3 separate regions of the Homo sapiens genome follow, and regions 1 and 3 are each linked to region 2. Evidence: read pairs that join two places in POLR2A ChIA-PET (ENCODE). Cell type or tissue: PC-9. All regions are shown on one strand.

Evidence for each region. ChIA-PET counts read pairs that join two places held together with the same protein. Peaks named below come from ENCODE experiments on the same cell type or tissue, not always from the same donor. Only the 100,000 strongest peaks of a DNase experiment are listed, where the experiment ranks them.
Region 1: POLR2A ChIA-PET joins it to region 2 with 8 read pairs; 10 of 35 experiments call an interaction of 5 or more read pairs at or near these places.
Region 3: POLR2A ChIA-PET joins it to region 2 with 6 read pairs; 9 of 35 experiments call an interaction of 5 or more read pairs at or near these places.

Annotation. Positions count from the first base shown.
Region 1 is chr16:4,460,955-4,468,954 of GRCh38, forward strand. NMRAL1 (NmrA like redox sensor 1) reads right to left here. Exons shown (of 6, transcript NM_020677.6): 4 at 5,199-5,448; 5 at 2,706-2,896; 6 at 740-1,005. The coding sequence ends at 826. Among named protein-coding and RNA genes, the nearest start is that of NMRAL1, 9.7 kb to the right of the region's middle. RefSeq lists an enhancer at 5,076-5,577. In PC-9, no CTCF peak of the experiment used is centred here; a DNase peak (open chromatin) is centred at 3,497; H3K27ac peaks cover 3,023 bases.
Region 2 is chr16:4,384,000-4,391,999 of GRCh38, forward strand. It overlaps CORO7-PAM16 (CORO7-PAM16 readthrough), which reads right to left. Exons shown (of 31, transcript NM_001201479.2): 8 at 4,546-4,632; 9 at 3,987-4,069. CORO7 (coronin 7) reads right to left here. Exons shown (of 28, transcript NM_024535.5): 8 at 4,546-4,632; 9 at 3,987-4,069. Among named protein-coding and RNA genes, the nearest start is that of VASN, 16 kb to the left of the region's middle. RefSeq lists enhancers at 1-269, 6,665-7,216, 7,217-7,770. In PC-9, no CTCF peak of the experiment used is centred here; a DNase peak (open chromatin) is centred at 4,422.
Region 3 is chr16:4,331,738-4,339,737 of GRCh38, forward strand. It overlaps GLIS2 (GLIS family zinc finger 2), which reads left to right. Exons shown (of 7, transcript NM_032575.3): 2 at 478-715; 3 at 1,610-1,782; 4 at 3,064-3,240; 5 at 3,323-3,456; 6 at 3,538-3,656; 7 at 4,988-7,858. The coding sequence starts at 544. The coding sequence ends at 5,787. Among named protein-coding and RNA genes, the nearest start is that of GLIS2-AS1, 7.4 kb to the left of the region's middle. RefSeq lists an enhancer at 7,805-8,000. In PC-9, no CTCF peak of the experiment used is centred here; no DNase peak of the experiment used is centred here.

The DNA.
Region 1 (8,000 bases), 77 kb after region 2:
ACCCTCTTCTCTGTGACCCACCCCAGCAAGCAAGGTGGGTTGTTTCTCCTTCAGTTTTGCTTCCCAGCAGTGTCCAATTACTGTGCGTTGTGGACCACAGCTCTGCCACATCCGATTTTCCTTTTTCCAACCTGTTTGAAGTTCACCTGTGTCCAGGATGGTACCCCAAGGCCGGCTCCTTCCAGGACAAGGATGAGGAGAGAAAGGGAGAAGCCCATATCTCCCCCGCCTCCCTGCAGAGCCTGTCTCCAGTTCACATGTGCAGATGGCCTCACTAGCTCTGGAGATGAAAGGGGTGTGTCAGAAGCTCGGCTCCTGGGGCTCCTCTGTGTCCTGTGCTATGTCCCCGTCTGTGAATGAATTTCAAATGTGGGAACAGAGGCTGCTGGTCAGAGCTGTTCTGCTAGCTGAGGTCAGAACAGGCCACTTCACACCTGTCTGACTAAACACGTTTAGGTCACTCGTCCCAGTCACCAAGTGATCCCTTCAGCCTTGGACCCTCCCTTACTGCTGTGTTGGTACAGCCCTGGAGCCACCCCTTACTGCTGTGTTGGTACAACCCCGGGTCCCCTCACTTACTGCTGTGTTGGTACAGCCCTGGACCCCCCCCCCCCGCTCCAACTTACTGCTGTGTTGGTACAGCCCCGGACCCTCCCCAACCACTTACTGTTGTGTTGGTACACAACTACCACCCCAACCCAAGTCCTGGAAGCAGAGTCCTCTTCTCCTGGAAGCCATCTGGGAGAACAATGGCTTTATTCAGATGTTGGTGCCTCTGCCCCTCTGGTGCCCCCGATCCCCACAAGGGGCCGCGAGGCGGGCAGGTCACAGCAGGTTGAAGTCCCCTTTGTGCTGTTCCAGCCACTGGTCCAGCGTCAGGGCCTTGGGGTTGAGTCTCAGGGTCAGCTCGATGTCACGGTCGGGTCTCAGGGCATAGAAACGGAACATGTTGGCCAGGTCCCGGGCACCGGGAAAGCCAAGCTTTTCGTAGTCCTCAGGAGTCATCTGGAAGCAGAGGAGCCTGTCGTGGCCGGCGTCCTCCAGTGCCCCGGGAGGTGGCGGGGCAGGGAGGCCGGATGGGCTGGGGTCTCCCGACCTGCTACACCCAGAGCCACTATTGTCTCGGTCCCTGACCCAGGTCCTCCGTACAAGGTCATTTGAAAACTTCTAAGAGCCGAAAGTTCAGAAACTGCTGCTCTCCTGAGCTGCCTGACATTGTAGATCAGTTTAAAGATTGTTCTTGGCCAGATGCTGTGGCTCATGCCCGTAATCCCTGCACTTTGGGAGGCTGAGGCAGGCAAATCTCTTGAGGCCAGGAGTTCGAGACCAGCGTGGCCAACACGATAAAACCCCGTCTCTTTCAAAAATACAAAAATTAGCCAGCCTGGTGGTAGGTGCGTGTAATCCCAGCTACTTAGGAGGCTGAGACAGGAGAATCGCTTGAAACCAGGAGGTGGAGGTTGCAGTGAGCTGAGATCACCCCACTGTACTCCAGCCTGGGCAACAAGAGTGAGACCCTGTCTCAAAAATGAATAAATAAAAAGACTATTATTTTCAGATCATGAGACGAAAATATCTCAGTCCCTTCCAAATCAGAGACCTGCCTGCATCACTTTCTTTCTCAAAAACCAAAGCTTGACCAGACACAGTGGCTCACACCTGTCATCCCAGCACTTTGGGAGGTGGAGGTGGGAGGATCGCTTGAGCCCAGGAGTTAGGCCCACCACGCCGGGCTAATTTTTTGTATTTTTAGTAGAGACGGGGTTTCACCGTGTTAGTCAGGATGGTCTCGATTTCCTGACCTTGTAATTGCCCGCCTCAGCCTCCCAAAGTGCTAGGATTACAGGTGTGAGCTACCGCGCCTGACCCAACTTTCGTCTTTTAAGGACTCCAGTGTTTCCCAGATTCTTTTTTTTTTTTGGAGTTGGAGTCTCGCTCTGTCGCCCAGTCTGGAGTGCAGTGGCATCTCGGCTCGCTGCAAACTCTGCCTCCTGAGTTCAAGCGATTCTCTTGCCTCAGCCTCCCAAGTAGCTGGGATTACAGGCGCCTGCCACCACACCCGGCTAATTTGTTTATTTTTAGTAGAGATGGGGTTTCACCCTGTTGGCCAGGCTGGTCTCAAACTCCTGACCTCAGGTGATCCACCTGCCTCGGCCTCCCAAAGTGCTGGGATTACAGGCGTGAGCTACTGCACCCAGCCTCCCAGATTCTTTAATGAGTATGTCTTACTTTCCTAATGGTAATGACAAACATTAGAAACCAGGTACCCAAGAGTCTGTCCAGTAGGCCTCCTGCCCACCCAGCCAGGCCAATGGGGGCAGGGGTCGGCCCTATCTTTCTAGCCTCTTTCCCTTTAAATCCCCTCCCACAGGGGAGGGGTCGGGTCTATCTTTCCAGACTCTTTTCTCTTCAAATTCCCTCCCACAGAGGAGCCCGGCAGGGCCTGCATTTTCACCCCTCCTTGCCTTGGCTCCTATGGCCCTCTCCTCCTGGAAGCTTTTCTCTCTATTTGGTCAAAACATCTAAGCCAGAAATTTCACTCTGTGGCCAGTTAGCTCCTGGAACAGCAGAAAATAAACGTTGACGATGAACGAATGAATTTAGATGTACTGCCCAGAGGTGTGGGCAGCCCTGGACACACCCTCCCTACGGGAGCTAGAAAGCCCTGACAAGGATGCCTGAGTCACCTGGGGCGGGAGGCCCACCTTGGCATCGTGCACGACCTTGCGGGTGTGCTTGGTGAGCAGGGCAGCGTACTCCTCGGCCGTGTGCCTGCAAGTGCTCAGCCCGATGTTCTGGCCGACGTATTTTTCTGGCATCTTCAAAAGGCTGAGCACCACAGGACCCAGGTCAGACACGGACATGCCATCCATGGGAACGTCACCTGTGGGCAAGCCTGTGGGGCAGAGACGTGAGCTGGTATATGTCCCGAGGGCAGACAGGGGCAGGGACAGAGCCCCTCTCCAAAGGGTCCAAGCTGGTTCTTCCCAGCAGTCAGCTGCACACTCCAGCACTCGGGCATAGCTAAGACAAGTCTTGCTATTTGTGGTAGCACAGAGGCAGCAGTGGAATTGAGTCAGGAAACGGGATGGAATCCGGGTACTGCCACCTAGGGCAGGCTGTTGAGGCTCTCTGAGCCTGGGTTGCTGCATTCCTAGAATGGGGCTAAGAACCTGGGCCTGCCCAGCTCTCTCAGCGCTAGGATGACAGAGAAGGGACAAAGGAAAAGGACTCTGAAAGCTGCTACAGAGAGTGTGGCTGGAGCCCAGGGTCTCCGCTAATCTGGAGGCACCAGCCTGAAGTACTCTGTCATATCCTAGATTCCTGGAAGCTGGAACGTCCACCTCTGAGTAGATACTCCAAATACCAACTCACTTACCAGGAATCCTGATTAACCAGACACCAACGGCTGGCCTAGAGCAGCACGTCCATGATAAATGCTTCATAAATCCTGAATGAATGAATGACTCGCAAACTTCCAGGCTGAGGTTTTGTAGATGGGGAGGCTGGCAACTGTCTGGGTGTGGCCTGTGGAATGCTTGGGTCCTATCCTCCTTACCTAGAGACAGGGGCCAGTGCAGCTTCCTGTTCAGATCACCTGGGAGCTCGAGGGCACAGAGCGCACAGACCGGAGCAGGAGATATCCCTGACTGCAGGTTTTTTTTTTTTTTTTTTTTTGAGATGGAGTCTCGCTCTGTCGCCCAGGCTGGAGTGCAGTGGCGCAATCTTGGCTCACCACAAGCTCCACCTCCCGGGTTCACACCATTCTCCTGCCTCAGCCTCCCGAGTAGCTGGGACTACAGGCGCCTGCCGCCACACCCGGCTAAGTTTTTGTATTTTTAGTAGAGACAGGGGTTTCACCAAGTTAGCCATGATGGTCTCGATCTCCTGAACCTCGTGATCCGCCCTCCTCGGCCTCCCAAAGTGCTGGGATTACAGGCGTAAGCCACCGTGCCCGGCCTTTTTTTTTTGAGACGGGGTCTTGCTCTGTCACCCAGGCTGGAGTGCAGTGCCACGATCTCGGCTCACTGCAACCTCTGCCTCCTGGGTTCAAGCGATTCTTCTGCCTCAGCCTCCCGAGTAGCTGGGATTACAGGCGTGCACCACCACGCCAGGCTGGCTAATTTTTGTATTTTTAGTAGAGATGGGGTTTCACACCATGCTGGCCAGGCTGGTCTCAAACTCCTGAACTGGTGGTCTGCCCACCTCGGCTTCCCAAAGTGCTGGGATTACAGGCGTAAGCCACTGCGCCTGGCCAGCTTTGCAAACTATAATAAATGGTGGTACCAAAGGGCTACTGTTACCACCAGACTTGGCCCGCCAGGTGAGCAGGACTCCCATGGGCTGGGCCCTTATGCGAGGGTGACCTGGCATTCAACCAGAGGGTAAGGAGTGGCCAGCCAGAGGCACCAACCCCTCCTGCCCTGATCACTGAGTGACCAGCAGGACACAGGTTGGGTGAGCCTTGTTCCCAGCCAGGGCCAGTGCACCTAACCTGTTTATAGCCCCAATGGGCACTGAGAAGAAAGAGCTTTCCTAGTTTGTGAAATCTGCAACTGAACTTCATTTTCCAAATCCTCTCCTCGTCTTTGGTTTTTTTGTTTTGTTTTGTTTTGTTTTGTTTGTTTTGAGACGGAGTGTTGCTCTTGTCGCCTAGGCTAGAGTGCAGTGGCACAATCTCAGCTCACTGCAACCTCCACCTCCTGGGTTCAAGCGATTCCCCTGCCTCAGCCTCCCTAGTAGCTGCCAGTACAGGTGGGTGGCACCACGCCCAGCTAATTTTTGTATTTTTAGTAGAGATGGGGTTTCACCATGTTGGCCAGGCTGGTCTCCCCGCCTCAGCCTCCCAAAGTGCTGGGACTACAGGCATAAGCCACAGCGCCCGGCCCTCCTCATCTTTGAAGGAGAACTGACAATCACTAGGTCCTCTCTGTAAAGCCTTCCAATGGACCAAGCGAATATCGTGTCACCACCATCTCAGCAGATCTTGCCACCCCTGCAAACATTGGTATAGAGCCCATCTCACAGAACAGGAAGCTGAGGCCCCGCAAGCTGACAGGATGTGCTCAGTCCTGGGCCTAACGTGAGGGAGCCACGGCTTGAACCTGGCACCACGTGACAGCGGCCCGCGGTCTGTTACACCAACGGCTTTACAGGGTGAGAGCTCTGCCTCACCGTGTGCGAGAAAGGGCACTTACTCAGCAAGTAGCTCTTTCCGTCTGGGGCTTTCTGGGGCAAGAAGTGGGAGAGGAGGTTCTCAAAATAGCAGGGCAGCCGCACACTGGTCATGGGAACGCCAATGTCCCGGAAATATTCCTCCACCTCCCCTTTGCCGTCAAAGTGCGCGGCGGCCAATCTCCCTGCCGTCAGCTTCTTGATGTTCTCCAGGCCGCTGTAGACCACATAGTGGAGGCCCAGGCGCCTGGCCAGATCAGCGAGCAGCTTCCCCTGGAGGGCAGGGAAGGAGAGATCACAAGGCTCAGAAGAAGGATGTCTGTCCCTGGTCACAGCCCCAGCATTCTAATCCCGGAGCGGCCACCATCTGCGAGGTTAACATCTAGACCCCACTTACCCTTGAGGAGGCCCCCTCTCCTGGAATGATGTTCACACATGACACCACGCCCGTAAACACAGCCCCGGAAGCCTTCTACCAGCCACTGACTCTGGCCCACCATGTGCAACATAGGACGGGGGGGCAGGTCGGCTGCAGGGGGACGGCCTGCATGGAGGTCTAAAGGAGAATGCACACGTCCCATCTCTGCTGGTGTGAGAACACCCTGCCCATGGAGCTCAGCCATCTTCCTTGGAGAGCCCTGGGAGGCTATACAGAGGCACCACAGCTGCCTAGGTTCAAATCAGGCTCTGCCATGTACGAGCAGTGTGACCCCAGAGAAGTGATGGCACCATCCTGACCTCGCTGGTAAAATGCAGATGACAACACTACCTACTGCATGAGGTGACGCAGAGATTCGGACGGTGGCCTCCAAAAAGATATGCCGCATCCTCATTCCTGAAAACTGTGAATGTGACCTTATTCGGAAAAAGGGTCTTGGCAGATGTAATTACGTGAAGGATCTTGAGATGGGAACATCCTGCACTAACTAGATAGGCGCTAAATCCAGTAACCAGGGTACTTATAAGAGACGGGAGAAGAGACAACACCTGGAGAAGGCCATGCGAAGAGGGAAGCGGAGATTGGAGCTTTGTGGCCACAAGCCCAGGAACACCTGGAGCCATGAGAAGCCAGAAACAGTGAAGAAGGATTTCCCTCAAACCCCTTGTTTTGTTTTGTTTTTTAAGATGGACTCTCACTCTGTCACCCAGGCAGGAGTGCAGTGGCGTGATCTCTGCTCACTGCAGCCTCCGCTTCCTGGATTCAAGCAATTCTCCTGCCTCACCCTCCTGAGTCGCTGGGACTACAGGTGCCCGCCACCATGCCTGGCTAATTTTTGTATTTTTTGTAGAGACAGGGTTTTGCTGTGTTGGCCAGGCTGGTCTTGAACTCCTGACCTTAAGTGATCTGCCCACCTCAGCCTCCCAAAGTGCTGGGATTACAAGCATAAACTACCACGCCTGGCCTCCAAGACTCTGGAGAGAGGGTGACATTGCTGACACCTTGATTTTGAACTTCTAGCTTCTAGAATATCAGAGAATCGATTTCTGTGGTTTTTGTTTTTGTTTTTGAGACAGAGTCTAGCTCTGTCGCTCAGGCCGGAGTGCAGTGGCACAATCTTGGCTCACTGCAACCTCCGCCTCTTGGGTTCAAGCAATTCTCCTGCCTCAGCCTCCTGAGTAGCTGGGATTACAGGCGCCCACCACCATGCCCAGCTAATTTTTGTATTTTTAGTAGAGACAGGGTTTCACTGTGTTGGCCAGGATGGTCTCAAACTCCTGACTTCAAGTGATCTGCCCGCCTCGGCCTCCCAAAGTGTGGGGATTACAAGCATGAGCCACTGTGCCCAGCTGATTTCTATGGTTTTAAGCCACGTGGATTGTGGTCCTTTTTCGTGACAGTACCAGGAAGCCCACAGGGAATCATCAGGATTAGAAATAAGATCTGCTGGGCTGGGCGCAGTGGCTCATGCCCGCAGTCCCAGCACTTTGGGAGGCCGAGGCAGGCGGATCGCCTGAGGCCGGGAGTTAGAGACCAGCTTGACCAACATGGAGAAACCCCGTCTGTACTAAAAATACAAAAAAATTACCAGGGCATGGTGACGCATGCATGTAATCTCAGCTATTCGGGAGGCTGGGGCAGGAGAATAACTTGAACCCAGGAGGCGGAGGTTGCGGTGAGCCAAGATTGCGCCATTGCATGCCAGCCTGGGCAACAAAAGCGAAACTCGGCCTCAAAAAATAAAGAAAGAAATAAGATCAGCTCAGGGCCGGGCATGTGGCTTACGCCTGTAATCCCAGCACTTTGGGAGGCCGAGGTGGGCGGATCACCTGAGGTCAGGAGTTCAAGACCAGCCTGGCCAACATGGTGAAACCCCGCCTCTACTAAAAATACAAAAATTAGTTGGGTGTGCTGGTACACACCTATAATCCCAGCTACTCGGGAGGCTGAGGCAGAAGAATTGCTTGAATCTGGGAGGCAGAGGTTGCAGTGAGCCGAGATCACCCCACTGCACTCCGGCCTGGGCGACAGAGCAAGACTCAGTCTCAAAAAAAAAAAAAAAAAAAAGATCTGCGTTAATCAGAGAAGTTGTCTTTGTCTGCTCTATATAATGGGCTTCTAGGTAAGACCATAATTGAAGAAAGGGTCAAGGCTAATAACAAGTTTGGATGGGTACACGTGGACATGAAGGCAACAACAGACACTGGGAACCACGGGAGGGAGGGAGGCAAGGGTTGAAAACCTACCTACTGGGTACTGTGCCCACTACCTGGGTGACAGGTCCAGTCACACCCCAGACCTCAGCATCACTCAATATACCAATGTAACAAACCTGTGCATGTACCCCTGAATCTAAAATAAAAGTGGAAATTACTTTTTAAAAAAA
Region 2 (8,000 bases):
CCAGCCCCATGCCACTCCACTGCCCACCATGGGCGCAGCAGGAAATCCTGCTCCCTGCCTCCTGCCCCTGGCTACAGCGAGGGCTCTGGTGGGAGGGGAAGTGTGAATCATCAAAGGCAGGGACCCCATGGGTGGGGAGAAAGGGGCCGAGCCCCAGTGAGCAGGACAAGCTGGGGGACAGGAACAAAGGGCCCAGGTTGGCTTGCAGACGGTGCCAGGATTGGTGGCCTTGGGATGCCCCCTCAGCCCCTGCATTAGGGATGTGCCCAGGCTTTCTGGAAACCCTAGAAGTGGGAGCATTTTCCAGGAAGGCTGCATGCTGAGGTGGGGGCAGTGATGCTGAGTGCAGCTGTGGCCTGGACTGGGTGCAGGGGGCTTGGGGACAGTGATGGACACACAGCACCTTTTCCTGTTACCCTCAGTGGGATGGAGGGGAGGGGACCCACTGGGCTGCCGCTGCAGGGGCACCCAGAACATGCTGGAGTGAGCCTCCTGCAGACCCCATGCCACTGTCCCACAGGTCATGGCCCCGGCCCCCAGCACTCAGGCTCACCCCTGGTGGGACAGAGTCAGCCCAGCCAGACCCAGGGAGCAGGCCCCGTGGCGCGGGTGTTGATGTCAGTGCCGAGTCAGGCCCAGCCACGCGAGGCTCTGGATTCAATTAGCGGCTGCTGAGGGCTCTGGCACGAGGAGGGAGGAGGCGGGCCGTGGGTCATGGCGGGCAGTGGGTGGTGGCAGTGGGCCTGGGTGGGGCCCCTTCTTCCTGAGGCAGCGGCGGCAGCCCAGGTGGATTTCCTGTAGGCCTGGGTCCCATTAGGGGAGTGGCTGCGGCCAGGCCTGCCTCCCCCGGCCCGTGGCTGCATCGTCAAAGGGGCCTTTGTGGGCCTGAGGCTGCTGCTGAACACGGCGGCTGCTGAAGAAATGTTTTCACTGCAAAGCAAACCTGGCCGAGTGGGATGGTGGCAGGGGGCAGTGGCGGGGGGGTGGCAGGGCCCAAAAAAAGGAAGCCTTCCCTGGAACAGTGTCTGGAGTGTGCCATCAGATCAGGGCTTCGGGGAAGGGGAGAACCCAGCCAGGGGGCGACCAAGCTGAGATGCAGCCTCGACCCGGGACAAGCCCCCCGACTCTAGGCCAGGGACCAGGGGCAGACGTGGGGGTGTGCGAGCCCCCATCACCAGGTGCTGACTGCAGCAGGCCCTGGGCCATGTGGGTGACACATGCTCTTGTTTCATGCCCGGCGACCTCGTCTATTGAAAAGGAGTGGCCACAGGGAGGGAAGACAACATGCTCACAGTAAGTGGAGACAGGACCCCAGCACCTGCTCCCCAGCCACGGGTGGGGCTGCCGGCCACGCGGGAGGGCTTAGGGCCACTGTGAGCTACAGAAGCAATACACCCTACTTCTATGGGGGTAGGGGGTGATACAGTTCACCCAGCCCCCTCACAGGCATTCACACACTCATCCCCGCTCAATTCACACCCAGAAGCGTGGCACCCAAGACAGGTGTATCTCTGCATCTCCAAGACCAAAGCATGAGCTGTTCCTTCAGTGCAGGCTGCCAGTCCCTCTCGTTATCCCCCCACCTCCACCCTGCGCCAAGCATGGTACCAAGCACACAAAGTGCTGGGCAGCCCTCCGTGGAGGCTGCCTGAGCACAGACAGGACCTTGGTGTTCGAGGCTGGCCTGGCTCCCAGCCCCTGCTCCTCTCACTGTGGCTGGCTTCCCCTTAGATACTCCACAAATGTCAGGGGAAGGGCATAGGTGGGACCACAGCGGAGGCCCCTGGGTGAGGATGAGGAGGGGACGGGGTGTGTGCACGAACCCTGGCCTCCTCTAGCTCTCATAAGGGCACACACTGTTCTGCCCAAGCCAAGATGGAAAATCTGTAAAACAGAAGAACTCGAGGGTGGTGGAGTGGATGCAGTTGCCAACCTCCCCATTAGCCGTGCCCACAGATGACACTCCAGACTTTCCATGCTCAGCCTAGATTTGCTCAGAGGCCCCGGCACCCCAGGGAGTTAGTGGGGGGCTCCAGCTTCCAGGACGCCTGGGGGTGCAGGGGACCTGCCACCTCTCAGAACAGCTGGGGGGCTGGCACACATCCTTGGCATCCACCAGCTTCATGGGGGCTGGCAGAGCAGGGGCCAGGGCTCGGGGGCAGAGGGGAGAGGACCCTAGCCTGGCCACCCATCTGGGAGTGATTTGAGAAATTCCAGTCCTCACTGGTCCTTCGAGGCTATTCTTAACTGTGGTAATTACAGGGTCAGCCTTGGCCAGTGGCACCGTGAGGTCTGGGCATCATTAACTCCTCCAGAGGCCACACTGGGGCCGGGCAGGAGACGCTTTCAGGGGATGGGGACCCTGTCACTGGGGGCAGAGCCTGGAAGGCAGGAAGTGGTGGGTGGAAGTGACTGGTGCCAGGTCCCTTCACACAAATGCCTCCACTGGGGGCCCTGCAGGGAAGGGGCTGTCTGACCTAGAAAGGTCTAGAAGACAAGATGCCAGGCAGCTCCGGGCCTGGGATGGGGGACATGGGGCCAGATCCTAGACGTGGAGTCTGAAGGCCCGGGAGCTCCGACTCCTCAAGGCGGGGCGGGTCCCACTGACTCCTCCCTGAATCTCCAATGCCCAGAGCAGGCAGGAGGCTGAGGGCAGCCCTGACTCTGCCTCTTACCCTCCATATGGCTTCAGGGAAGGTGCCGAATCTTGCTCACCTTTGCCTCCCTCATCTGTAAAATGGGCCTTGCCAGCTTCTCAGCCCCTCCCTGGGTGTGACAGGGTGGGAAAGGGCGTCACTGTCACCCTGACCCCTACCCCTCCTCTGGGCGGCTCTCAGCCCGGGGAAGCCCTTGGCAGGAGCTCTCGCTGGTACTCAGGTGGGAGCTCTTCTGGGGACTCCCCGGAAGATCCCGCAGCCTTCCTTACCCCCAGACACATACCCTTGCTGCTCCCAGAGCCTGGACAGGTCACTGTTGCCTGTGACTCAGTTTCCTCAGTTATGCAATGGAAGAATGAATAAGCTTGCCAAGTACCACCCCTTTCCTGGCTCTGACATTCTCGGATCCCCCTGCCTGTGAAGATTCCAGCAAGGCCCTTATAAGTCACGGTTGAAGTTTCAGAAGGCGGATGGAGTCCCTGTCTCTCCACCCCGGCCCTGCCTGGCTACGTCTCTGAACACCCCCCCCAGCCTCAGTCTCCCCAGCTGTGTTGTGGGTGGTCTGAACAGATGAGTCACTCATAAATGCTTGCCCTGGGCCTCCTGGTGTCTGGCTCCTGAGCCGCAGTGGGCCAAGGCCATCTCGGCACACAGCTGACTGTGCCTGGCCAGGACCCCGCCAGGCACTGCCAAAAGCCCTCTCCACACACTTCTGGGGGCAGATGGAAGGATGAGGTGCACCTGGAGCCCCCCAGGCTGCCTGGGCACCAGCCCCACCTGGGGACATACCTCAGGATAGAACAGGACAGCCATGTGGCTGGTGTGGAGTAGGCCGCATAAACCTCAGTGGGCCGCATAAGCCAAGGCCCACCTCCACCTCCACCTCCACCTCCACCCCCACCCCCACCCTGCCAGGCTGTCCAACAATGCCCACGTCCACCCTCCTATCATAGCCTGGAGCCTCCCTGGGCCTCAGCCCTGCCAGAACATCCACAGAAAAATGAAGCGTATTCTTGCACTTCTGGATCACACCCTCTCCCTGAATGCCAAGCATACCTGTGTCAACCCCCAGCCATGAAACCTCTGGTGACCAAGGGCCCACTCTGCTACCAGGGGCCAGAGGGGCACCTGAGCACCTGCTGCTCGTGACATCTGGAAGCTCCGGGGGTACAGGGCCAGGTGTCTGTTGCAAGGCCTTGCAGCCCAGATCAGGTACCCCAGAACACCCCGGAGATCAGCCCGCCTCACTGACAGGCCGGATCAGGTGCCCTCACCTGCGGCGCCTTGGGTCATCAGCCCCCCAGCCCACCTGCGTGCCGCAGCTCCTACCCAAGCGAGGTGTCCAAGGTGAGGGAGGCCAGGGCGCTGGAGAAGAACCGCGTGTCCCACAGCTTCACTTCGCGCTCACGCATCTGCAGGGAGGGCGAGAGAGGGGCTCAGAGGGGCCTGTCCCTCAGCCCCACCCGGGGGGCTCCCAGGGAAACCAGCGCCTGAGGGTGCAGCCTGACACGGGGCACCTGCCCCAGAGCAGGGCTTGGAGTGGGGGTGGGAGTCACCCCAGGGAAAGAGAATCTGGGTTTTCATGTTCTGCCCCTTTAAGAACCCTTAGGTGACAAAGGATGAGGGGCGGTTCCCTCTGTGTTCTCGGGTCCCTGTAGGGCCACTATGGCTCCTGGGGTCAGGCTGAGCTATTACAAATGGAATCTGCCAGTTTTCAGCAGCCGTCAGTCCCCTGAGGCTCTGAGACCCGGCAGCACAGCCAGGCCGTATATGGACAGGCCTGGAACTGGCCCTCAGTCCCCCGCCTCCCATTGGTTTCGTCCCCGCCCAAAGGGCTGGACATGTCCCCACCTGGCCGTGCCCTGCTCCTCCAGGAGGAACCCCCTACCTGGTTGAATCCAGTAGACACAAGGTGCTCCCAGGTGCCCATCCATGCCAGCCGGCTATCCCTGCTGTTCTCATGGGCCTGCGTGCTCTGCAGGAGGCAAGAGGTGGACCTGAGCCCCCAGGGCCCTGCTGGTGGGCGGGGCCCCCTGGAATGGGCCTGAGCTGGGGAACTTCTGCTGCCCACCTGCCTGAAAGCCTCACAGAGGGTGGGAAGGGCTGGGTCCTTCTCCACGTCCCCACTGGGACCAAGGGTGGTCTCCGAAGCACCCCGGGGATCAGCCCCGCCTCCGCCCCAGTTGAGGGCAGCTCTGCACCCAGAGGCCAACCTGGCTGCTCCTCCCGAGTGTCCCTCCTACCAAGGAGAGGGCTGCCTCACTCCCCAGCTCCAGGCCCCTTCCCTGCTGCGCCAGGGGCTAAAGGCACTGGCACTTTCTTGCCCCTAAGAGCTGTGTGATCCTGGGGATGTCACACTCTGTCAATGCCTCATTTCTCTCGCTTGTGTAAGGGGCTCACGATGCGGTGCCACCCGCTTCCCAGGGCTGTCACCATGTGGAAGGGCAGGGCTTGTGGCAAAGCACCGTGTAAACTGGGGGATTTCGAGGATCACTGTGGCTGCCCCAGGCAAGAGGCAGGGCCTGGGACCCACCTCTGGGCAACGTCCAGAGAGCGCCAAGTAGTGCCTCTCCTGGCCCTCCCGAGGTGCTGGAGCTGCCAGCAGGAAGGCTCCCGGCCCCTGGGAGGAGAGGGAAGCTCACATGGTGGGTGGGGCCCTGTCCTCCTGGGCCCTGGCAGTGGGGAGCTGAGGGGGCCAGAGGAAATGCAAACAGCTCCTCCCAGTCACCCTGGCCCCTGGAGCCTGAGACGAAGGACCCTGTTACCAAAAATAGCTCACCCCAAACCATGGCCAGCTTCCTCCGAACTTCCCACGATCTCCTTGGGAATGAATGAGGGAGGGAAGCAGCCTGCGAGGAGCTGGCCTGGGGCCCCCTCCCCAGCCCGTGGAGGCTGACTCCAGCGTGGGAGACCATCGGAAACGGCTCCAGGTCCCGTCCTTCGAGGGGCTTTTCTCACTGTTCCCTTCCCACCAGGCTGTGGCCGGCACAGGAAGTTGGGGCTGGAGCCTGAGAACCAAGGCCCCACTGCCCTCTCTCCACGTAAGAGGGGATATCGGGTCAGGACAAGGGTCGAGCCATTGGCCAGCCCTGCCCTCAACACCCGGAGAGGGTCACAGTGTCATTCAGGCTCCTGCCCTCTCGTTGGTGTTTGTTGTGCAAATATCTGCGTGTGTGCAGCCCACCAGGTGGCTCTTAGCTTGTCCAAAAGTCACTCATTCATTCAAGAAACACACAAGGCCTCCCAGGGGCCAGAACTGTGCTAGGAGCTGGCAGTGGGGCCGGATGGTTCTCAGATAGAGGGCAGGTGCTGGGGGGAAGCAGTGCCCCTCACTCATCTGTTCTCTCGTCATATGGGTATTTGAGCCACACACTATTCGAGATGACATGGTGAATAAAATGGGGAAAGTCCCTGTGCCCGTGGAATAAACACATCGGGGAGGTAGATGTAGGCCAAAGAGAAATCAGTGTGTCATTCCCTGTGACTATGCATGCCATGGGGGAGCCGCACGGTGTTAGGGGAGGAAGCTCTGGAGGTGGACCCAGGAGAGCCCCAGCCTGGCCACCTCCCTTGGTGGGTCAGTCACTAGCTCTGTGCCTCAGTTTCCATGTCTGTAAAAAGCACTGTAACAGAATTTACTTTTTTTTTTTAACCTTTCCTATGGTGCTGAAGGACCTACTTTTGAAGACGGCCACAAGGAGTAAGAGGGAACACTTGTAGAAGGCTCAGGATTGTGTCTGACACGTGTCAAGTGTGCATGTCTCACAGCTGATAGCAGGGTACCGCCAGACTGTAAGTGAGGGAAGACCTAGCGTCATTCCTGCTAGGCTGGGAGGGTTGATAGGCGTGAGCCAGGTATGGGAACTGGCATCTGCAAAGAGTTGGAAACTGGAAGCAGAGAGACCCGCTCAGCCAGCAGGTGGGGACGAGGGAGGCGGAGGCTGGGCCAAGCCTGCAGGGTCCCCCAGGGGCTGCCACTGAGCACTTTTCACCTAGGGGCACAGGCTAAGGCTAGGGGTGGGACGCCCTTGGCCTGTAGCTCCCACCTTCCTAATTCACATGTGGGAAGCCTAAAGGCACAGAGAGACGAAGCCATGGTGCAAAGTGGCTTGGCCCCAGCTGTCTCCTCCACCTGCACAAGATGGACGTGAGGCTCAGAGTGGTGATGAGGCTTGCACAAAGTCGCAGCTAGGAGGCAGCAGGGAAGGGAGGAGGAGCCGCCCAGGACCACAGCTGCCCCAGAAACGCTCTGCTTCCAGCAAACATCCTGGGCCAGCTCTTGCTCCCTGGAGCATTCAGCCCAGCCTTCAGAGGTCCAGGTAAGAGCTTTGTCCGTGCCCAGCCACTCCCCAATGTGGGTACACCCAGCTCAGTTTGCCCAGAGACCACAGGAAGCCCCCAGGTGAGGGAGGGGGTCAGTGGCCCACCCCTTACCCTGTAACTCCTCATCAATGGAGTGATCACCAGTATCAAAAATGAGAGGTGGGCTGGGCGCAATGGTACCTGCCGTAATCCCAACACTTTGGGAGGCTGTGGTGGGAGGACGGCTTGAGCCCAGGAGTTCCAGAGCAGCCTGGGCCACAAACTGAAAACTTCTCTCTTAAAAAAACAAACACTAGGCCGGCACAGTGGCTCACACCTGTAATCTTGGCATTTTGGGAGGCCGAGGCGGGTGGATCACCTGAGGTCAGGAGTTCAAGACCAGCCTGGCCAACATGGTGAAACCCCATCTCTACCAAAAATACAAAAATTAGCTGGGCATGGTGGCAGGCGCCTGTAATCCCAGCTACTCGGGAGGCTGAGGCGGGAGAATCGCTTGAACCTGGGAGGTGGAGCTCGCAGTGAGCCGAGACTGTGCCCCTGTGCTCCAGCCTGGGTGACAGAGCAAGACTCTATCTCAAAAAACAAACAAACAAACAACCCAACTAGCTTGACGTGGTGGTGCGTGCCTGTAGTCCCAGCTACCAGGGAGGCTGACGCAGGAGGATTGCTTGAGCCCAGGAGGTCAAAGCTACAGTGAGCCGTGTTGGCGCCACTGCACTCCCGCCTGGGCGACAGAGCGAGACCCGTTTGCCAGCCTCAGCAAGCCTCAGAGAAGAGCCGTCTCCCCAGCTCCTCATTCTCCTGCATAGGGGGCAAGAACAGGGGCTGCAGCTGGGACCCAGGCATCCTGCTACCCTGCAGCCCCAAGAGGGCCCCCACCACCTAGCTCTGAGAATAGGAGGGGCTGTGGCAGGGCAGGAGCAGTGTCAGCCCCGCAGGGGGTGCAGGAGGGGAGGCGCGTGCCCGCCCCTTCATCACCATGGCGACACTTCCTGTGCAGGGCAGGATGGTTCCAGGAGC
Region 3 (8,000 bases), 52 kb before region 2:
TCGAGATCAGTTTGGGCAACATGGAGAGACCCGATCTCTACAAAAAAGAAAATTTTTTTTTTTAATTAGCCAGGAGCGGTGCCTGCCTGTAGTCCCAGCTACCAGGGAGGCTGAGGTGGGAGGATCGCTTGAGCCTAGGAGGTCGAGGCTGCAGTGAGCTATGATTGTGCCACTTGCACTCCAGCCTGAGTGACAGAGCGAGACTCTGTCAGCAAATAAAATTCAGTTTCATGGCAAAATGAAGAATGTGAGCTTTGTCTTCCCCAAGAGACTCATGGGAAGCAGATGCGGAATCTCTGAGGAGGCTGTTGGCTCTCCCCCCATGATAGCTGCCGGCCAGGTCGCTCGGAGGGTCTCCCTACCCAGGAGACAACCTCACACTGCCCCCTGCTCCTGCTCCTGTTAGACTGTCATGAGTACAGCCCGAGGAGAAGCCTGGGGTCTCAGTGCCACAGCACAGCTCCTGTCCTTCCCCAGGTTCCTGCGTGAAGACCAGCTGGGAGCCCACTGCCTGCTGCCACCTCCAACTCCGGCCCCCTCACCATGCACTCCCTGGACGAGCCGCTCGACCTGAAGCTGAGTATCACCAAGCTCCGGGCGGCAAGAGAGAAGCGGGAGAGGACGCTGGGTGTGGTCCGGCCCCGTGCTCTGCACAGGGAGCTGGGCCTGGTGGATGACAGCCCCACACCTGGCTCTCCAGGCTCCCCGCCCTCAGGTACTGGCCCTGGGCAGGGCAGGGGGACTTAGCCCTGATCCAGTCATGGTGACAGGGAGAATGGCCAAGTGTGTCCACCAGCATGTAGCTGCAGCCCCTCTCGGCTTCCGGTTCATGGGAAGCCCGCACGCTTGTCCTTCCATCCGCCCAGCATCGTATGTCTGCAGGGAGGTGGGAGCTGCAGTGCCCAGCTCACGTGGCTGGCACACGATGCAAACTGAGGCCTCTAGGCAGATCTGGAACAGAGCTGGTCGGGCAACCAGGCATTCAGAAGGAGCGGCAGTAGTCCCAGGACCTGCACCCTAGGCTGTGGGGTGGTGCCGCTGGCCAACCTGGGCAGTAGAGGCTGGGTCTGAGCCCAGGAGGTGCCTCTCAGGGATTCCCGGTGCTTGGGCCCAGGGTGGTGGGCACCACTTCTGCCCTGCCTCCAAGAGCAGAGTCACCCGAAAACCAGATTCACCGCTTGTCTGAAGGGGAAGGCTATGGGAGCAGCCCAGCCCGAACCTGCCACTTTACAGAAGGGAACACTGAGGCAGGAAGGGGCCTGGGAAAAGCTAGAAAGGTTCCTACCTGCCCGTCTGACAGGGACCCAGGGGCCCTGGGTTCGAGTCCTGTTCTGTTATTAACCCTGCGTGCCAGACCATTCCCGTCTGCAAAGCGGGCACTTCCCCCCTCCCCGGCTCACGGGGGCCAAGCTCTGGCGGCTGGTAAAGCTCAGAGGTGGTGGGTGGTGTCACACACCTGTCAGCTCCACAGGCTGCTCCTCACATTCGTGTGGTCTGGGGGCATGGCTGGTGTCTGCTCCCAAGGTCACAGTGGGGGTTCGGAGGCAGGAGTACCTGGCCCACTGGGACTCTACACTCCAGCACACCCTGAACTGTGCCTCTCCCTCAGGCTTCCTGCTGAACTCCAAGTTCCCCGAGAAGGTGGAGGGACGCTTTTCAGCAGCCCCTCTCGTGGACCTCAGCCTGTCACCACCATCTGGGCTGGACTCCCCCAATGGCAGCAGCTCGCTGTCCCCCGAGCGCCAGGGCAACGGGGACCTGCCTCCAGTGCCCAGTGCCTCGGTAAGGAGGGGTGAGAGTTCCGGAGAGAGGGGTGGACTGGTTTCCTGGGGTTGCCATGACAAAGTACCCCAACACTGAGTGGTTTAAAAAACAGATGTGTTACCCCTCATAATTCTGGAGGCTGGAGTCTACCTGGAAGGCTCTAGGGGAGAACCTTCCCTGCCTCTCTCCTGCCTTCTGGCAGCTTCTGGAAATGCCTGGCACTCTAGCCTGGTAGCTGCTTCACTCCAGGCTCTGCCCTGTCTTCACACGGTCTTTGTCCCTCTGTGTCCGAATCTCTCTCTGGTTTCTCTTATAAAGACACCAGTCATGGCCGGGCACGGTGGCTCACACCTGTAACCCCAGCACTTTAGGAGGCTAAAGTGGGAAGATCGCTTGAGCCCAGGAGTTCAAAACTAGCCTGGGCAACATAGCAAGACCCCATCTCTATTTATTTTTTTGAGACAGAGTCTTGCTTCATTGCCCAGGCTGGAGGCCAGTGGCCCGGATCTCAGCTCACTGCAACCTCCGCCTCCCGGGTTCAAGCGATTCTCCTGCCTCAGCCTCCCAAGCTGGGACTACAGGTACACACCATCACACCTGGCTACTTTTGTATTTTTAGTAGAGACAGGGTTTCTCCATGTTGGTCAGGCTGGTCTTGAACTCCTGACCTCAACTGATCCGCCCATCTCGGCCTCCCAAAGTGCTGGGATTACAGGCGTGAGCCACTGTGCCCGGCCTTTTTTTTTTTTTTTTTTAAACAGGGTCTAGCTCTGTCACCCAGGCTGGAGTGCAGTGGCATGATCTCGGCTCACTGCAACCTCTGCCTCCCAGGTTCAAGCAATTCTCCTGCCTCAGCCTCCCAAATAGCTGAGATTACAGGCATGTGCCATCACGCCTGGCTAATTTTTGTATTTTTAGCAGACATGGGGTTTCACCATATTGGCCAGGCTGATCTTGAACTCCTGACGTCAAGTGATCCGCCCACCTCAGCCTCCCAAAGTGCTGAGATTACAGGCGTGAGCCACCGCACCTGGCTATATATTTTTTTTAATTAAGAAAATAAAAATTTAAAACACACCAGTCACTGGGTGTTGGGCCCACCCTAATCTAGTGTGACCTCATGTTAACTTGATTACATCTGCAAAGATCCTAGTTCCAAATAAGGCCACATGCACAGGTAGGGGCTGGGGAGAAGAGGACCTGAATGTCTCTGTTTGGGGACACCATTCAGTCCACTACCGATGGGACGGGGGGCTCTGGGCCAGCAGGACCTTGACTAGCCCTCCCCTCGCACCCCAGGACTTCCAGCCACTGCGCTATTTGGATGGTGTCCCCAGCTCCTTCCAGTTCTTCCTGCCCCTCGGCTCCGGGGGGGCCCTGCACCTGCCTGCCTCCTCCTTCCTTACCCCTCCCAAGGACAAGTGCCTCTCGCCAGACCTGCCCCTGCCCAAGCAGCTGGTGTGTCGCTGGGCCAAGGTGAGTGGGGGCCAGCAAGAGTAGTGTGGAGTCTGGGGCAGGTCACCCCGCATGGGCTCAGAACACTTCCCATCCTCCGCAGTGTAACCAGCTCTTTGAGCTCCTGCAAGACCTGGTGGACCATGTCAACGATTACCATGTCAAGCCCGAGAAGGATGCGGGGTACTGCTGCCACTGGGAGGGCTGCGCCCGCCATGGCCGAGGTTTCAACGCCAGGTGAGGTGGGGGAGAGAGGGGTAGAGGGAGGACTGGGGTCTCCAGTGAGCTGAGCCGTGCCCCCCGCCCTCCCTGGAGCAGGTACAAGATGCTCATCCACATCCGCACACACACCAACGAGAAGCCACACCGCTGTCCGACCTGCAGCAAGAGCTTCTCCCGCCTGGAGAACCTGAAGATCCACAACCGGTCGCACACAGGTAAGAGGCCGGGGCCGGGCGGCTTGGCCCATGAAGGGGGCGCTCAGCTGAGACCGGCTGGGCAGGTCCCCAGGGGGAGGGGACTGTTAAGTAAATCCCGGGCCTCAGAGATAAGGGTTGATGTCATCGCCCAGGGGTCCCTTTTCCAATGCAGTTTGCTAGGGGAAGCATCCCCTGGGGGTCAGACCCCCACCCAGCACCTGCTCTTGGAGCACCAATGCCATTTCCTGGTTCCCGTGGGTATCTTCTGACTAATGCCACCTCTGTGATCGCAGAGGCCAGGTCGGCTTCACTCCTCACTACAGCCCAGGCCCATACCAGGACAGCTCTGGTTGTCAGAGCCACAGACATAATTTTACATTTCCTAATCGCTGCATAAAACACAGCAAAAATAAATGGGTGAAATTAATTGTAATATGGTTCGTTGACCCCGGTACATCCAACGTGTTATCAATTCATTATTAAAGACAAATCAGTGAGATATTGAAGTTCTTCATTTCATGACAAAGCCTCAAGGAGCTGATGTGTATGTTTTTTCCTGGTGTTTATTTCACCCTGGCAGCACATCTCCAGGTGGAGAGCCATGTATCAGGAGGTCAGTCACTACATGTGGCCCCCTGCTCTGGCCAGGGCAGCAGAAGATGCCTGGTGAACCTTCAGCCATTTGTTGAGTGAGGGCAGTAGCGCCCAGGCAGCACTCCCTGTGGCCAGGCCCACGCTGGGCGCCTCGTGCCAGGATGTGATCTCCAAGGCCATGGTGTCTTTTTTTTCTTGAGACAGACTCACTCTGTCACCCAGGCTGGAGTGCAGTGGCATGATCTTGGCCCACTGCAACCTCTGCCTCCCAGGTTCAAGTGATTCTCCTGCCTCAGCCTCTGAGGTAGCTGGGATTACAGGCACCTGCCACCACACCCAGCTAGTTTTCGTAGTTTTAGTAGAGACGGGGTCTCACCATGTTGGCCCTGCTGGTCTGGAACTCCTGGCCTCAAGTGATCTGCCTGCCTTGGCCTCCCAAAGTGCTGAAATTACAGGCGTGAGCCACCGGGCCCGGCCTCCAAGGCCATGTTCTGCTGCTGAAAGGCACATCCTCTGTAGCAGAGGGTGCAGGGCGAGGCTAGGCAGAGCTGGAGTCAACCAGGCTGAGTTTTCAGCCTCTGTGCCCTGCCTGGGGGCAGATCTCATGCCATGTGCTGGGGATGCCCCCTGCCCCCAGAATTGGGGCATCTATGTTCCCAGGGAGTGCTTGGCCCGGGGAAATGTTGAGTGCATGGGGTGAGACCCAGGAAGGGGAGAGACCCCTCATGGCGGCACTGCACTGCACCACCCTGCAGGTGAGAAGCCCTACGTCTGCCCCTACGAGGGCTGCAACAAGCGCTATTCCAACTCCAGTGACCGCTTTAAGCACACGCGCACCCACTATGTGGACAAGCCCTACTACTGCAAGATGCCCGGCTGCCACAAGCGCTACACGGACCCCAGCTCACTGCGCAAGCACATCAAGGCCCATGGCCACTTTGTGTCCCACGAGCAGCAAGAGCTCCTGCAGCTGCGCCCACCCCCCAAGCCGCCACTGCCCGCCCCCGACGGCGGCCCCTATGTCAGTGGGGCCCAGATCATCATCCCCAACCCAGCTGCCCTCTTTGGAGGCCCTGGCCTGCCCGGCTTACCCCTACCCCTGGCCCCCGGCCCCCTTGACCTCAGTGCCCTGGCCTGTGGCAACGGTGGGGGCAGTGGGGGTGGGGGGGGCATGGGCCCTGGGCTGCCAGGCCCCGTCCTGCCTCTCAATCTGGCCAAGAACCCGCTGCTGCCCTCGCCCTTTGGGGCTGGCGGACTGGGCTTGCCTGTGGTCTCCCTCCTTGCTGGCGCAGCTGGTGGCAAGGCCGAGGGGGAGAAGGGGCGTGGGTCGGTGCCCACCAGGGCCCTGGGCATGGAGGGCCACAAGACGCCCCTTGAAAGGACGGAGAGCAGCTGCTCCCGGCCAAGCCCCGATGGACTCCCCCTGCTGCCAGGCACCGTGCTGGACCTGTCCACGGGCGTCAACTCAGCTGCCAGCAGCCCAGAGGCGTTGGCCCCTGGCTGGGTGGTCATCCCGCCGGGCTCGGTGCTGCTCAAACCGGCTGTGGTGAACTGAGCCCATCCTGCGGACAGTTGTGGTGCCCCCCCGGCAGCTCCCGGCACTGCCCCCGACGAACGGAAACTCTTCTGTGAAATAGCAATAATGTCCTACTGCCCGGGCAGCCCCAGCCCAGCCCGCCGGGAGCAAGGATGGTGCTAGGTCATTCATGGCTGGCCTCCCAGCCCCCGGGTGGGGACCTGGCCTGTCATGCAGGGAGAGCTGTGCTCCTGGGTGCTGAAGCCTCGCTCCTGTCTGTCCCCCACCACCTGGCCCTCAGCTTCTGAGAGGCTTTCCCCTGCCCGACCTCCTCCCGTTTCCCTCTCCCACCCTGGCACCTCCCTCACCTAGTGACCACCCATGGCAAGTTGCCCTCTCCCAGCAGAGGGGGTGGGTGGGGTGGCATCTGCCCTCCCTGCTAGCACCAGGCTCCCCCTTCCTGAGAGGAGCCCCCAGGGACCAGAGGCCTGCCCTTCCCTCCTAGGCTTACCCAGCCCCTGCCCTGGGGGCTCCTTGGACCCCTTTCCCTCTGACCCTGCCTCCAGAGGGAAAGCAAGACAGATGCAGGCCCCTGCAAAGCCCCAGGTAGAAGCATGCCCCCCAGGACAAGGCGCCTCCCACTAGTTAGGAGGAGGCCCGCTCTGCAGCCGCCGTCCTCACCCCAGGCCAGGCCTGCAGTACCAGACGGGATAGCTGGCCACTCCACCCCTGCACCCCAGGGTCTCCTCCCTCTACCTTTTGGGGCACCCTGGGAGCGTGGGAAGCAGGTCCGAGGGCCCCTGAGCTGGCAAGGGGAGGTGCCAGGCCAGCTGTGGTGCCAAGATACTGAGTGACCTGGGCCCTGGCTCAGGGAGCATGTGGGGCCAGGCCCAGCGCCCCGTCTTCCTCCTTCTACCCCCGCTGGGCCTGGCCTGGGCAGCGCCCCCTGCAGAGGCCTTTGGGTCCTTGGTCCTGTAACAGGAAGGGGGAGGCTGGCTGGGGACGACCGACCACAGGCTGGGACACAGCTCCTGGTCTGGGGGCTCCAAGTGACAGCATGCAGGGGAGGGGGCTCCCAGTCAGTGCTGTGTTGGGAGCTTTCTGGAGGCTGTGGACTGAAGGCCTTGAGGGAAGCAGTGGCTGGAGGAGGGTGCTGGACCCATGACACGTTGCTTCCTCTGGCTTTTCCCTGCTGGGCCGCTTTCTCAGAGGCACTTCCCCACCCCTAACACCCAGTGGGCCCCCCCAGGTTCTGTGCCACTCAGAGGGACCCTGGCAGGGGCCAGAACCACTTAAGGGTGGTGCTGGAGGGCCTTGTGCCCCAGTCCCATCCCAGGACGCCCTGAGGGATGGACGCAGCCATGCACCCCCCATCTGGGGCCTCTCCCTGCTCCCTCTCCCACCTGGCAGCTGGGAGTTCTGGCTTCTAGGCCTGCCCTGTCACCAGGCCTCTGAGTGGCCAGGCCCTTCCACCTCCCCATCTGTAAAACGAGGCAGCTGCCCGGACAGCCTTGGGGTCCTTAGTGGCCCTGCAGGTCCTCTGGCAGCTCTGCTGACCCCACCCTCTCCCGGACTGCCCTTCTGTCCCAGAGGGGTCACCCTGACCCGGCCCACCTTGCCACTGGGCTTTGGACTCCAGCCCTGACAGGGCCCAGCCACACTGGCTCTGCCCCTCGAAGGGGCTATGAGCAAGGTAGGAGGGAGCTGGTCTCCTTTCTTCGGGCCCCACCCAGGCCCTGAGCACCCCCCACCCCTGTGAGGGCCCCAGGCCTTAAGTCCCTGGCGGGGTCATGGGTTTGCGACTTGAGCAGAGCGGAGGAACAGGGCACTGGAAGGCCGACGAGCTCAGCATGCGACTCGGTGACGGACCAGGCTCGGCAGGGCCGGTGTACTTTTTGTGGTTGTCATTGGTGTGTTGTTGCACATTCCAGGACGTCAGTATTTTAACAGGTTCTAAGTGCCTTTCTATCGTAGCTTATGTTTTCCTCCTCTTGGCTCCATTGCTGTTAGCATAGAGTTTTAAAAAAAGAGATAAGCTAATGACTATAACAATATATTCCTCCATGGGAGAGGAAGTTTATAAAGAAACAATAAAAGTGAGTTGCAAAGATGGCTTGTATGTCGTGGATGTGCCAGGAACCCGGCCCTGACATGAGGCCACCACTGCCCTGAGCCCCTGCAGGCCTGATCCGGGCTTTCTCCCCGACCCTGCAGGTGCCCCTCCCTCTCAATCTGCCGCTTAGAGCAGGAAC